Regions from separate parts of the Homo sapiens genome. Here regions 1, 3 and 4 are each linked to region 2. Evidence: chromatin contacts called from ENCODE Hi-C or POLR2A ChIA-PET data. All regions are on one chromosome and are shown on one strand. The core of a region is the stretch at or near the end of the contact, and the rest is flanking DNA. Distances in the headings are between cores, read along the strand shown. Region 1 holds the start of TBCCD1 (TBCC domain containing 1). Region 2 holds the start of ATP11B (ATPase phospholipid transporting 11B (putative)). Region 3 holds the start of ZMAT3 (zinc finger matrin-type 3). Region 4 holds the start of GNB4 (G protein subunit beta 4).

What was found. Hi-C counts contacts between places; a loop is a spot of excess contacts on that map. ChIA-PET counts read pairs that join two places held with the same protein, here RNA polymerase II (POLR2A). Pooled maps may share reads with other maps.
Region 1: a pooled map shows a loop between it and region 2 (13-fold over the local background). The contact joins the promoter of TBCCD1 here to the promoter of ATP11B in region 2. A Hi-C loop is called at or near these places in 2 of 168 maps with a recorded cell type or tissue (both naive thymus-derived CD4-positive, alpha-beta T cell), 1 of 37 single-sample maps with no recorded cell type and 12 of 50 pooled maps. POLR2A ChIA-PET finds 5 or more read pairs at or near these places in 1 of 52 experiments (CD8-positive, alpha-beta T cell).
Region 3: a loop to region 2 is called in a pooled map, with 5 times the contacts of the local background. The contact joins the promoter of ZMAT3 here to the promoter of ATP11B in region 2. A Hi-C loop is called at or near these places in 5 of 50 pooled maps.
Region 4: a loop to region 2 is called in a pooled map, with 2.8 times the contacts of the local background. The contact joins the promoter of GNB4 here to the promoter of ATP11B in region 2. A Hi-C loop is called at or near these places in 4 of 50 pooled maps.

What each region holds. Positions count from the first base shown.
Region 1 is chr3:186,565,808-186,568,593 of GRCh38, forward strand. It overlaps TBCCD1 (TBCC domain containing 1), which reads right to left and starts at 1,532. Exons shown (of 8, transcript NM_018138.5): 1 at 1,460-1,532. RefSeq lists a silencer at 1,436-1,725.
Region 2 is chr3:182,791,962-182,794,997 of GRCh38, forward strand. It overlaps ATP11B (ATPase phospholipid transporting 11B (putative)), which reads left to right and starts at 1,543. Exons shown (of 30, transcript NM_014616.3): 1 at 1,543-1,825. The coding sequence starts at 1,799. ATP11B-DT (ATP11B divergent transcript) reads right to left here and starts at 1,403. Exons shown (of 3, transcript NR_187316.1): 1 at 1,119-1,403. RefSeq lists a silencer at 1,378-2,127.
Region 3 is chr3:179,070,534-179,073,233 of GRCh38, forward strand. It overlaps ZMAT3 (zinc finger matrin-type 3), which reads right to left and starts at 1,276. Exons shown (of 6, transcript NM_022470.4): 1 at 1,062-1,276. RefSeq lists silencers at 1,003-1,152, 1,293-1,702.
Region 4 is chr3:179,450,038-179,452,737 of GRCh38, forward strand. It overlaps GNB4 (G protein subunit beta 4), which reads right to left and starts at 1,433. Exons shown (of 10, transcript NM_021629.4): 1 at 1,309-1,433. It also overlaps the pseudogene RPL29P34. RefSeq lists silencers at 1,004-1,413, 1,454-1,603.

The DNA of each region.
Region 1 (2,786 bases), core at 282-2,781, 3.8 Mb after region 2:
GTAATTGACATTTCTAAAGCTTGTGAAATATATCCTTGTTGCTTCCAAATGATTTTATCAAATTGTACCATCCTTTGACTCTGGTACCTACTTCACTGTGCACTCCTCAACATTAGCAACATCATTTTTTTAAAAATATAAAAACTAATTTAAAAAATCAATTATATGACTGATGAAAATTTTATTGCTATTATTATATTTTGCATTTGATTCTAAGAAAACTGTGCTTCTCTCTTTTTTTTTTTTTTGAGACGGAGTCTCGCTCTGTTGCCCAGGCTGGAGTGCAATAGCTCGATCTCGGCTCATTGCAACCTCCACCTCCCAGGTTCAAACGATTCTCCTGCCTCAGCCTCTCAAGTAGCTGGGATTACAGGCTCCCGCCACCACGCCAGGCTAATTTTTGTATTTTTTTAGTACAGACAGGGTTTCACCATGTTGGCCAGGCTGGTCTTGAACTCCCTGACCTCAGGTGATCCGCCTGCCTTGGCCTTCCAAAGTGCTGGGATTACAGGCGTGACCCACCGCACCCGGCCTGCCAACTGTGCCTCTCTCGAGAATCATCTGTTCGGAAAAATAACTGACATCAATCGAGTGCTTACTATGTACCAGGTATCATGCTCATGATTTTGCATACTTCACCTCCTTTCATCCTCACAACCACCTGGAGATACAGTACTTAAGACTGTACACATTTTCGATGAAAAAAAAATGAGGCTTAGCGAAGTTAAGGGATTTCCCTAAGGACACCTACTTAGCTGGCACAGCTCTAGATTAGGATTCAGGTCTGACTTGAGAACTGCATTACTATAAATGTACTCTAGGAATCCAGTTTTGGGAGAATCTCTTAAAAACGGGAGTGGATCCAGAAGAGAATTTCCAGAATAAAGAGTCTTAGACAGGAAGCCAGGTGAAAGAACCAGGGAGAGTAAACTCAAAAGAAGGGCGTGGAAGGGCAAAAGGCAGCTGTCTTCCAATGTGGAGAGACTGGAGTCGTTTTGAGTAAAACCAGACGATAAAAGTTAGGCGAGGAAGACCTCGGTTCTCTCCAAAATGTAAAGAGGCTGCTCTGTGAGGTACTGAGCCCCTGTCAACAGCCAGATCCCAGAGATGAGCCCTCCATTCTAACTCCGAGAATCGAGAGGGCTCAATCCGTAAACAAACATAAACTGGGGCTCTGACCCTGGCGGTGCCCTGAGGTTAAGGTTTTTCAGGTCGGGAGATCGGCGTGGGTCCAAGGCGGCTGTCCTGGGGCTTCGCCGCCACCTTGGACGCGATCCGGGGTGGGACTCTGCGTGGGCCGCCCCAGCGTCGCGACCGGACTTCAGGAACACAGACGCTCACGCTGACAGGGTCGGTAGCTGACCCGAGACGCGGTAAGCGCGAAGGCAGCCTCCTCGACCCAAGCCTGAAGCCTGACTAACCCACACCGCCCTCCCCGGCGCACCCAGTGCGCGGTTACCTGCTAATGCAGGCGCCGCTCCGCCGCACTTCTCCGCGCGCCGCCGCGCCCGGCGTCCGCTCGCTGGGCCCGCCCCTCACCCTCCTCCGCGCGCCGCTGCCGTGCCCACTGCGCAAGCGCGAGGCCCCGCACCACCGAGACCTGGCGGACCCCGTTGCTAGAGCGGCAGATTGCGGCTCAAGCGTCTGAGAAAATCTAGGCTGGGGTCGAGAGTCCGCAACAGTGGCACCTGGAGCCAGACCCACCGCTTTCTGGTGTCGCGCCTTTCAACCCGGGGGGGTAGGAAGCTTTCTGTTGCTCCGCATAACTGTGGTCAGCTAATAGCTGCTGGTAAGATCAGCACGCTTTCATCAGAAATGCTACTAATACTAATGGCAGTTTGCATTTATAGAGCACTTACTATGGTCTCAGCACTGTGTAAAGCAACTTTATGTGTATTTCCTAAGTCTTGTCAAGAGCCCTTTAAGTACATTCGTTTTACTGATGAAGAAACTAGGGCCTAGAAAGGTGAAAATAACACAACCCTAAGGTCACACAAGAGATGGAGCCAAGATTCAAGCCCAGGGCGTCTGAAGCAAGACTGGCACTCCCTGCCGCCCCTCGGTGTCAGCTCCTTAACTCTGTTAGCTTTCCTGCCGTGTTTCCACCTTCATGAAGCTTTTTCAGATTACCGGGCAGAAGCCATCACTCCTTCCTTTAAACTTCCATTTCAGAATTTCTGGACATTTCCTGCTTTTTTTAGTTCCTTTATGGCCTCTCTAGGTGTGATAGATACAAAGGTAAATTAGACCGTAAAATGCAATTTAGTTCCTCTTTTGTGTGGCCATTGTCCCTACTGGGTATCTTCCTGAAAGCAGGGGCTTCAAATTTACACATACCTGGGTTAGGATCCAGGCTGCACCACTTATTAGCTCAGTGACCCTGCTGTTACTTGTTGAGTACCACTGTGTGTCTGGCACAGTGGTACGCACTAGAATGACAGAAGTGAACAAAACAGACAAGGTCCTTGCTTTCTTGGAGTGTATAACAGGGAGAATAGACAATACATATTAAGGAATAAAATAAGATAATTTCAAATAGTGAAAAATGCTATGAAAATTGGGGCGGGGGGTCAGGGAAGGCCACTTTGTGGTGCCAAATTTGAGCTGAGGCCTGAAGAGTAAGAAGCCAGCCATACAATGATCACCATCCCAGTAACTTTGACTCAAAAGTACTTCAGCACCTACTCCATGCCAGGCACTGTTCTAAGGTGCTCTTTTATACAGCTGTGAACAGAACAATATAGATTCATGCTCTCATGAAACTGGCATTTCAGTGTGTAAGTCTA
Region 2 (3,036 bases), core at 293-2,792:
ATAAAGTAAGGTTTAGCCACAAGAATAAAAGTAAGATGACTTTTCAAATATCTAGCTATTTTTTGAAGTTGGATGATTTATAATATAAAATTCCATGTTGGTTTTACAGATCATAAATATCCCCAAAGAAAGATTCTATTTGTGGTGCTGGATAAGCATTATATAGTAAGAAATGTCTACTGAAACTAGAAGATTGAGGATGCATATTCAACGACCTGCCTAGTCATGCTAATCTCATTTAGATTTGTTCTTGCTTAATTTTTTTTTTTTTTTTTTTTTTTTGAGACGGAGTCTCCTTCTGCCGCCCAGGCTGGAGTGCAGTGGCGCCATCTCGGCTCACTGCAAGCTCTGCCTCCCGGGTTCACGTCATTCTCCTGCCTCAGCCTCCCGAGTAGCTGGGACTACAGGCGACCGCCACCACGCTCGGCTAATGTTTTGTATTTTTTAGTAGAGATGGGGTTTCGCCATGTTAGCCAGGAAGGTCTCGATCTCCTGACCTCGTGATCCACCCGCCTCGGCCTCCCAAAGTGCTGGGATTACATGGGATTACAGGCGTGAGCCACCGCGCCCGGCCGCTTAATTTTTTTTTTTTTAACCACAAACGTCTGTCGGTGAAGTGTGCTTTAATTCAGCAAAAATACAGCATTCAATACATATACATAACACAATATGTATACGGGGCTGCTTTTAAACAACGCCAAACCTTTAAGTCAAAGCCTTGTTCCAGTTGCTTGTATATTCCTTCTGAGCTTGTCATCCACACACTTTTTTAACCTAGGTCAAGTTACTGCTACGGGTGTTTTTGATTGCAGAAGTTTGGCAGTTAGCAGTAAAGAACTACCTTTTTATACAAATTATCTTCCCCTGAACCTGTCCAATTTAGCACACGGCAAGACAGAATATCTCATCCATTCGCCTAGAAACACGGGTCCAGGCTGTACCAGGCTCAGGGGACTTGCAACGCTTTCGAATCACTTAATGGGTGTGATCAAGATTTCCCTAGCCCCGTCTCAGCCATTTGCTAAAGAAGAGGCCTGACTTGTGTTGAGACGAAAGCTCTTACAGCTTGATGGAACCCAAACTGGGACTTCTGGGGGGATTAACTTTCAGTCACATACGTTCAGGACTGTGCGTATGCGTGTCGGGAGACGCGTGAACCAAAGAAGCCACAGAGCCCGAAAAAGACCTGCAACAGGAGGTAGAGACCGAGGAATCGGCCCCAAGCTGCAGACTCCGGAGATGGCCAGACCCACAGACACGACTTAATCCCACTCCCAGAACGGGGAGGAGGGTGGCAGTGGACAGAAACAGCGTTCGAGAACCCGGCACCTTTCCACGCTCGCTTCTTCCCGGACCCACAACACAGAAACCCCCCAACTCGGAACGGCGGCGGGGCGCGCCAGGCCCCCCTCGGTCCGCGCACCCCCTTTCGTCACGTCCGGGGGCGGGCCGGGGCGCCGGGGGCGGTCCCGGGTGGAGCCGGGGGGCCGGGCGGGGCGGGGCGGGGGTGGGGTTGCGGGGGTGCTTTGGGTGACAACGGTCAATAATGAAGGTGGCTGCGGCGCGGCGGCAGGCTCAGCTGCGCCGGGCGGGGGCGGCGCCGGGGCCGCGCCTGTAGGACTCGGGGCCGACGCCGCGGGATGGGGACGCGGCGCGGGGAGTGAGGCAGTGGCGGCGGCGGCGGTAAGCGGAACTTCGGCCCGAGGGGCTCGCCCGCTCCCGCCTCTGTCTTGTCGGCCTCCACCTGCAGCCCCGCGGCCCCCGCGCCCCGCGGGACCCGGACGGCGACGACGGGGGAATGTGGCGCTGGATCCGGCAGCAGCTGGTAGGTGCCCCCGCCCCTCCACCTCCATTCGTCCGCCCCCGCGGGGCCTCTCGGCCCGGGGTGGCGGGGAAAGGCCGGCGGCGCGGAGCCGGGAGGCCAGGGCGTGGGCGCCCGGCTAGGCCGCAGCGGAGACGGGCGCGGGGCCCAGAGCCGGAGAAGCCCCGTGCGGCTCCCGGGCTCGTCTCGCCTCCAAGCCCGGGCCGCCGAGGCTGGCGCCGAGCGGCCGGAGGCGGCCGCTTCTAGCCGGCGCTTCTCCGTTACTTCTTCCCCCTTGCCGCTCCGGGGCTGCTGTGGCCAGAGGCGGGAGTCCCGAGCGGGGTGGCGGTGCCCCCAGAGGAAACAGGGCGAGGGAGCTGAGCGAGAGTAGGTCTTGGGGAGATGAGAGAGGCGTGCTCTTCCTGCCTCGAACAATTTGGGACGTGTTTGGGTGAAGGGGAAGCGAAGAACCTGTCTTCTGCCCCCACTCGTCACGGACTTCTGGAAGCGTGTCACGATCCAGAGCTGTGTTGATTCCCGAGGAGGAGGCTGTCGTAGGTGTCTAGCCCCCTCAGCGAGAGACGTTTCTCCCCAGGACCTGGAAAGGGGAAAGACTGTGCCAGCTGCCGGTCTAGCTTCGGAAACGATACGTATTGTACGATAGTTACGAACGATACGTACTGTCGTTTCCTTCCTACCTCGTCCTCACCCCACCCCGAGTGAAACTTTTCGAGTGTGAACCTTACTTTTTTCCCGTTCTCCTCAAGGCAGTTTGAACGACACAGGTTTGGAAGGAATAGTTAACTCTCCAGTATTATTGGAACATCTGGACACCACCAACAAAAAATCTTAGAAAAGGGTCATTTAAGGCCTATAAAAAGTGCCACCTTTCCCAGAATTAATTCAGAGAGAAAAATCTTATCTGCCTCCTGGCAGCTACAGCGCAGAAAGTACAGCATTAAGGCAGCTGTGACAATTAGGACAGAAATTGCCCCTGGCTGAAGAAGCCTAACCTTATCTGTGTGATGAGGCCGGTTACTATTTAATTTCTAAATCGCATTAACTTAATGCTTCTACAAGTTGGCGTTTTCATTTACTAATTCTAAAGGCAGTGGTAAAATTTAGTGAAACAGGAACTATTTTTGTGGGACGAAAGCACTGATAACTCTTTTTCCCTTCTGCTCTAGAAAAGCATTTTAACGTTAAGACCAAGAAGTGTGGTGTTTCAGAGCCAG
Region 3 (2,700 bases), core at 26-2,525, 3.7 Mb before region 2:
TTAGTATAAAATATAAATCTTAAAATGAATAAAACCAAGTCTTCAGTGAATGCATGAATGATGGAATACAGAGACCCAAAACATGCAACTCAGATCTGTTCAACTGTTGCATTGGTTTAAAAGGGACTAATTTGAAGACTGGCATAAATATTCTTCAAATCTTAAAAACCAGTCACTTTGATGCTTGCGATGGCATAAATGAAGGATTTATGCTGGTTAATGTCCTGGTTTGGAAAGGAGCTAAGACGACATTAAAGAAAATCAAAGCTTCACAAGGTACCCTGTTTAAAGAAAATTAATTGTCATAGCATACTTAGTTTTAATGATTGGACTGGGGCCTACTCTTCACATACTGTGTTAAAGACAATCTCTTGTCTCATTTGGAGAAATCTACAGAGGAAAGAGAATAGAATAAAGGAACAGGTTAGGAGCACCTCAGCAAACTAGGTAAGTCTGTAATTGGGAATTCTGGAAATGAGGGAAAGGCAGCGAGCATTACTCAGAGGTCATCAGAACGCAGCAAGAAGGAATGAGAGGGAGAAAAGTTAAAAAAAATAATAATAATAATCACTTGAGGCAAGGTGTATCCTATAAAGAAGGCTCAAAAGAACGCAGAAAACTGGGGAAGAGGCCTTGGTGAATTGGCGAATGTTTTTCAGTCTCCGCTGTGACGGTTCCTAATCCTAGAGAACTGTTTACAGATTTGAATCAAAGCTACAGACAGTTCAGCGTCGCCCACATCCACCTTACATTCCTAAGATGTGCATGCATACACACGAACCCACACACGCACCTCAACCCGGTATGGATGCCATCACGAAGGATGGAATCCCCCGACTCCCACGGGGCGGGGGCAACTGAGAGGGCCAAGGCAGCTGCACGCACAGATGATCCACCTGGTCCACGTGAAATGCCTGAAACAAGCAAACTGATAAATAGAAGCAGCGCAAGCCCTGTCACGTGGAGGGCAGATGGAAAGAGCATCGGAAAGGAACCGCTAGTCCCCGGCGCTCCAGGGGCTCGTCCTGAAAGCTCCGCGGCTCCCAATCGCCCGCACTTACCGGAACCCCCGGGACGCGCCGGCAGTCTCCGCGCCGCGTCCGCCCGGGACGCCCGCGACGCCCGCCCTGCGCGCCCGGCTCGGCCCAGCTCGACCCAGCCTCTTCTCGGAGCAACTTTCTCCGCCGGCCGCCGCCGAGCCCCCTCCGCAGCCGAAGGCTGACTGTCAAAAGTCAGTCCAACCCGACCCACAGGGAAACAGCTGCAGGAAGTGACTGCGGAACCGGGAGGCGGTGGAGGAGGAGACTGAGGGCGCCGGCTCGGCGTCGCCACTGCGCATGTGCTTGGCGGAGCAGGCCCGGCAGCGGTGGCAGCGGTAGCAGTGGCGGCTCCCGCATCCCCGGCGGGCGGCGCGTGGGTCAGGTGCCCTGGCCGCGAGCGCAGGGGCGCGGGGTTAGGCCGGCGTGGGGAACAAAGGCACGAGTGAGAGGCGGGAGGGTCCCGCCGCCAATCTCAGCAGACAGCCCCGAAGAGCAGTTCAGCAGATGCCCTGGAAAGTTAATCCTTGGTAGAAGCCTGGGCAGAGCTTTTGCAACTTTCATCTCCAGTCATTGGGATCCAAACATTGTTCATTCTGTTCCTCCCTTAGCCTGCTGGTTGGCGGTTAAGGCGGCTGAGTGGATCCTTTAAACTGCTGCAACAGAACCTTTAAACTGCTGCTCTCCCCACTTCCGCCCCAGGATGGAGGAAGAAGAGCGTGGCTGCCTGCCCAGTATCGGCCTCCCTCACACAAAACGCCCCCACCCACCCACACACACACCTTCCCTCCCCTACACGAAAGTGAGCAGGAGATAGAGGAGACTTTCTCCTGACCCCCAGAGGCTCACCTGCAAGACAGGAAGGACCAGGAAAAGAGTGGCCAACGCTAGGATGTCACATCCTTCATAACCAACCTGGACATCTTCAATGTTAACACTGAGTGATGAGCTGAGGAAATTCCGGCTCTAAACTTATAGCGTAAATTAACTCGTATGAAGATCTGCTGGGGTATTATTTTTGTGTGTGGCAAACGATAACAAATATACTACTTTAAGAGTACAGGCCGGGCGCGGTGGCTCACGCCTGTAATCCCAACACTTTGGGAGGCCGAGGCGGGTGGATCACGGGGTCAGGAGATCGAGACCATCCTGGCTAACACGGTGAAACCCAATCTCTACTAAAAATACAAAAATATTAGCCAGGCGTGGTGGTGGGCGCCTGTAGTCCCAGCTACTCGGGAGGCTGAGGCAGGAGAATGGCGTGAACCCGGGAGGCGGAGCTTGCAGTGAGCCGAGATCGCGCCGCTGCACTCCAGCCTGGGTGACAGAGCGAGACTCCGTCTCAAAAAAAAAAAAAAAAAAAGTACAGTTCAGTGGCATTAAGTACATTTGCATTATTGTGTGGTTATTTTTTAAAACACGAATTAAAATGCCAAGGAGATCTAAGTATAGTAAGATGTGCCCTATTAGTAGGGAAACAACTGCAGGAAATCAAGGCTGTTTCTTTGGCTGAAAAATGCACCAATCCAATACCAACAACAACAAACCATAAAAGACTTCATAAGTACAATGAATATGAAGTACAAACATATACACACAGTGTACACCAGCCATTTGGGGAGAGTAATCCATCACCTGAATTGTTTTTCCAGCTGTATAGGTA
Region 4 (2,700 bases), core at 183-2,682, 3.3 Mb before region 2:
ATCACAAGCTGTATCAATCAGTTTTATAAATGTATATACAGAGGGTTGACAACGTTCAATAAGATGATATTTTAAAAGTTTCTATTTCAGTTTCAAATTCATCTACAAACCAAAATGCAACATGGAAAATCTTAAAATGTCTTTAAGCCACATACTGAAATATACAGTAAATTTTCAGAGCCTAGGATCAGTAGTAAACCAAAAGCCCCAAACTGAAGAGTATTAAAATGAACAATGGCAGAGACTCGAAGCACACAATTTTGAATGCACCTAATCAGCCGTCCTCCTCTCCGACTAGAAATAACTTCCCTCCCATCTTAAATTAAGTAGCGTGTGTTCTGTCTCTGTCCTAGAAGATGTACTTAATGGTCATAAACTCTGTTTGCAACACTGAGACGGACTCATAATAAAAGTTCTAATCAACAATTAAATTTTGAACGTTTTAAGAAAACTTCCCGCTAAGCCACACGCCAAGCTACTTTGTCGGTGGCTGAGAGGGAGAAAGATGCATCCTTATCCTTTATGGAAAGAGAAAGGGAAGGAGTGGGAGAAAAGGGAACACAAGGAGACGAAAAATAACAAAGTATTGCTTGTATAAACAAATGAAAGCCTGGTTTCAAACTTTTGAAAATTCAACGTTCCCTTAGCGAATAGCAATACATATCAAAGTATATGGCAATCATCTGTGTTCTGAAGCAGAAAAAGGTGGAGAGAAAAGCAAAACACTTTTTATTGTACTGAACTCACAAGTATTCAAAATTCATCAATCCCCTCCCATCCCCAAACTCTGGACATTATATCATTTCCAAAATAAATCTGAAACAAAACCATTGGACTAATTTTGGACTCAGCGTAGAACTTTTATGAGTCTTCCAAGCACTCTCCACCCAACAGCCCTGCTGGGCAGTCCCGAATACCCGTTATTTTGGGGGCACGCACGGGCTCGTGCTCTGAGTTCCTGGAAGGAGGCCTCGGGGAGTGACGAGAAACCAGGGGGGTCTGCAGGACTTGGACCGCCGACCGTTCCTCGCTCCCCGGGGCGAGCGGTCTGGACCGCCCGGGAAGTGCCTGCGCCGGCGGTCGTGGGGCCAGTTCCCGCGTGGCAGCTGGGCGCGACACAGGCGCGCCCTCCTCGTCCCTCCCGGGCAGCGTCGGCCGCCCGAGCCCGGGGAGACCCGCCCCGCCCCGCGCCGTCACCCGGGCCCCGTTCCGCAGGGGTGGCTCGCGGCGCCCCACGTCCCTGCGAGAAGCCCGGGATCGCTTCGCGGGGCGCACCGACGAGCCGCCGCTCGCGAGCTCGCCGCCTACCTGGAGGGAGCTCAGGCCCGCGTCGACCGCGCGCTGCCGGTGTCCGCTGGGCGCTCAGCAGCCCCTGGAGCGCGGAGCCGGCGTGGAGAGCGCAGCTCACAGCCGAGACCAGAGCCGCCGGCCACACCCAGTCCCGCACCTCCCAGCAGCCAACTCCGCGGCGCGCCGGAGCCGGGGCGGGGACGTGGCTGGAGGCGCGAGGCGCGAGGCACGAGGCGCGCGGGCCCGGCGGGGACGTGCCGGGGACGCGCAGACCCTCGGAGCGCGCGCAGCCCGGGCGGGGGGCGAAGGGAGCGGGCGCCGCGCGCAGCTTCTGCTTCCTATTTTCTCTCTCGTTTCCTGCCAGAAGGAGAAGAAAAACATTCATTCCCGGGCAGTTTCGTTTTCTTGTTGGTGTGGCGCCGGGGCACGCTGCTAAGTAGCGCCCGTCTAAGTGGCGTGGCCAGTTTCCTTTCCGGCGCTGACAGGCGCCAGTTTGCTTGTTAGCAGGATCGAAGGGCAGAGCTAGAAGACCCCAAAGGCCCCATTTAGGTTTCCCATTCTGGAATTCTAAATGTCAGAAAGTAAACTGAAGCCCAGAGTTGCACAACCTTGCGTTGCAGTCCCCGCTCTTCCATCACTAGTTGTAGGACCGTGTACCGTCTCGGGCCTAAGTTTCGTCATCGCCAAAATAAAGATACTGATACCTGCCTCATAAAGGTGCTAAGCATATTAAATGAAGTGATGTTTGCACGAAGCCTGCCTCCAAATAAATGGCCAATACTTGGAAGTTATTGTTCCTATTGTCATTGATAAAACTGGAAGGCCTTCCAGATATCCCTGCCAAGTCGCTCTTCTCTGCATGAGTTAAACACCACATGCATCTCAATCGAGTTTTTTTTTTTTTCACATTTATCTGGGTGTTTTATGTTTAAAATGTCATAAAATAAATGCATCTATCCAATTTGCTTCCTCTGAAGTCAGTACCGCCTGGGAGCATTTTTCCTCTCCCCACCCCCATTTTTCTTCTGAGTTAATTCCAGTTTGACAGACTGTTGCTATAGCATTCCTTCTCTGACGTCAAACAATTTAAAGAAACAGCCCTGGGTAGCGAAAACTGCAGAGGAGTTCTTTGTGGAGTTTCTGTGCCGGAGAAATGTTCGAACAATATCATCAGATAACTTTAACAACCCCTCAGCCTTCCAATCCTCCTTCTGTAGCTGCTTCCCACTATCACCTGGAATAAATCTATTAGTCCCTTGAAAGAGGTGATGCCATGATAAACACACCCTGTTTGTGACTGTGGGGAAAATGTGACCGTTTTGTATAAAAGCCAGGCCGTGACAAAAATAGAAGCAGCTGTTTCTATTTTCTTTATCCACAGATAAAGAAACTGTGGATAATTTTTCCCCC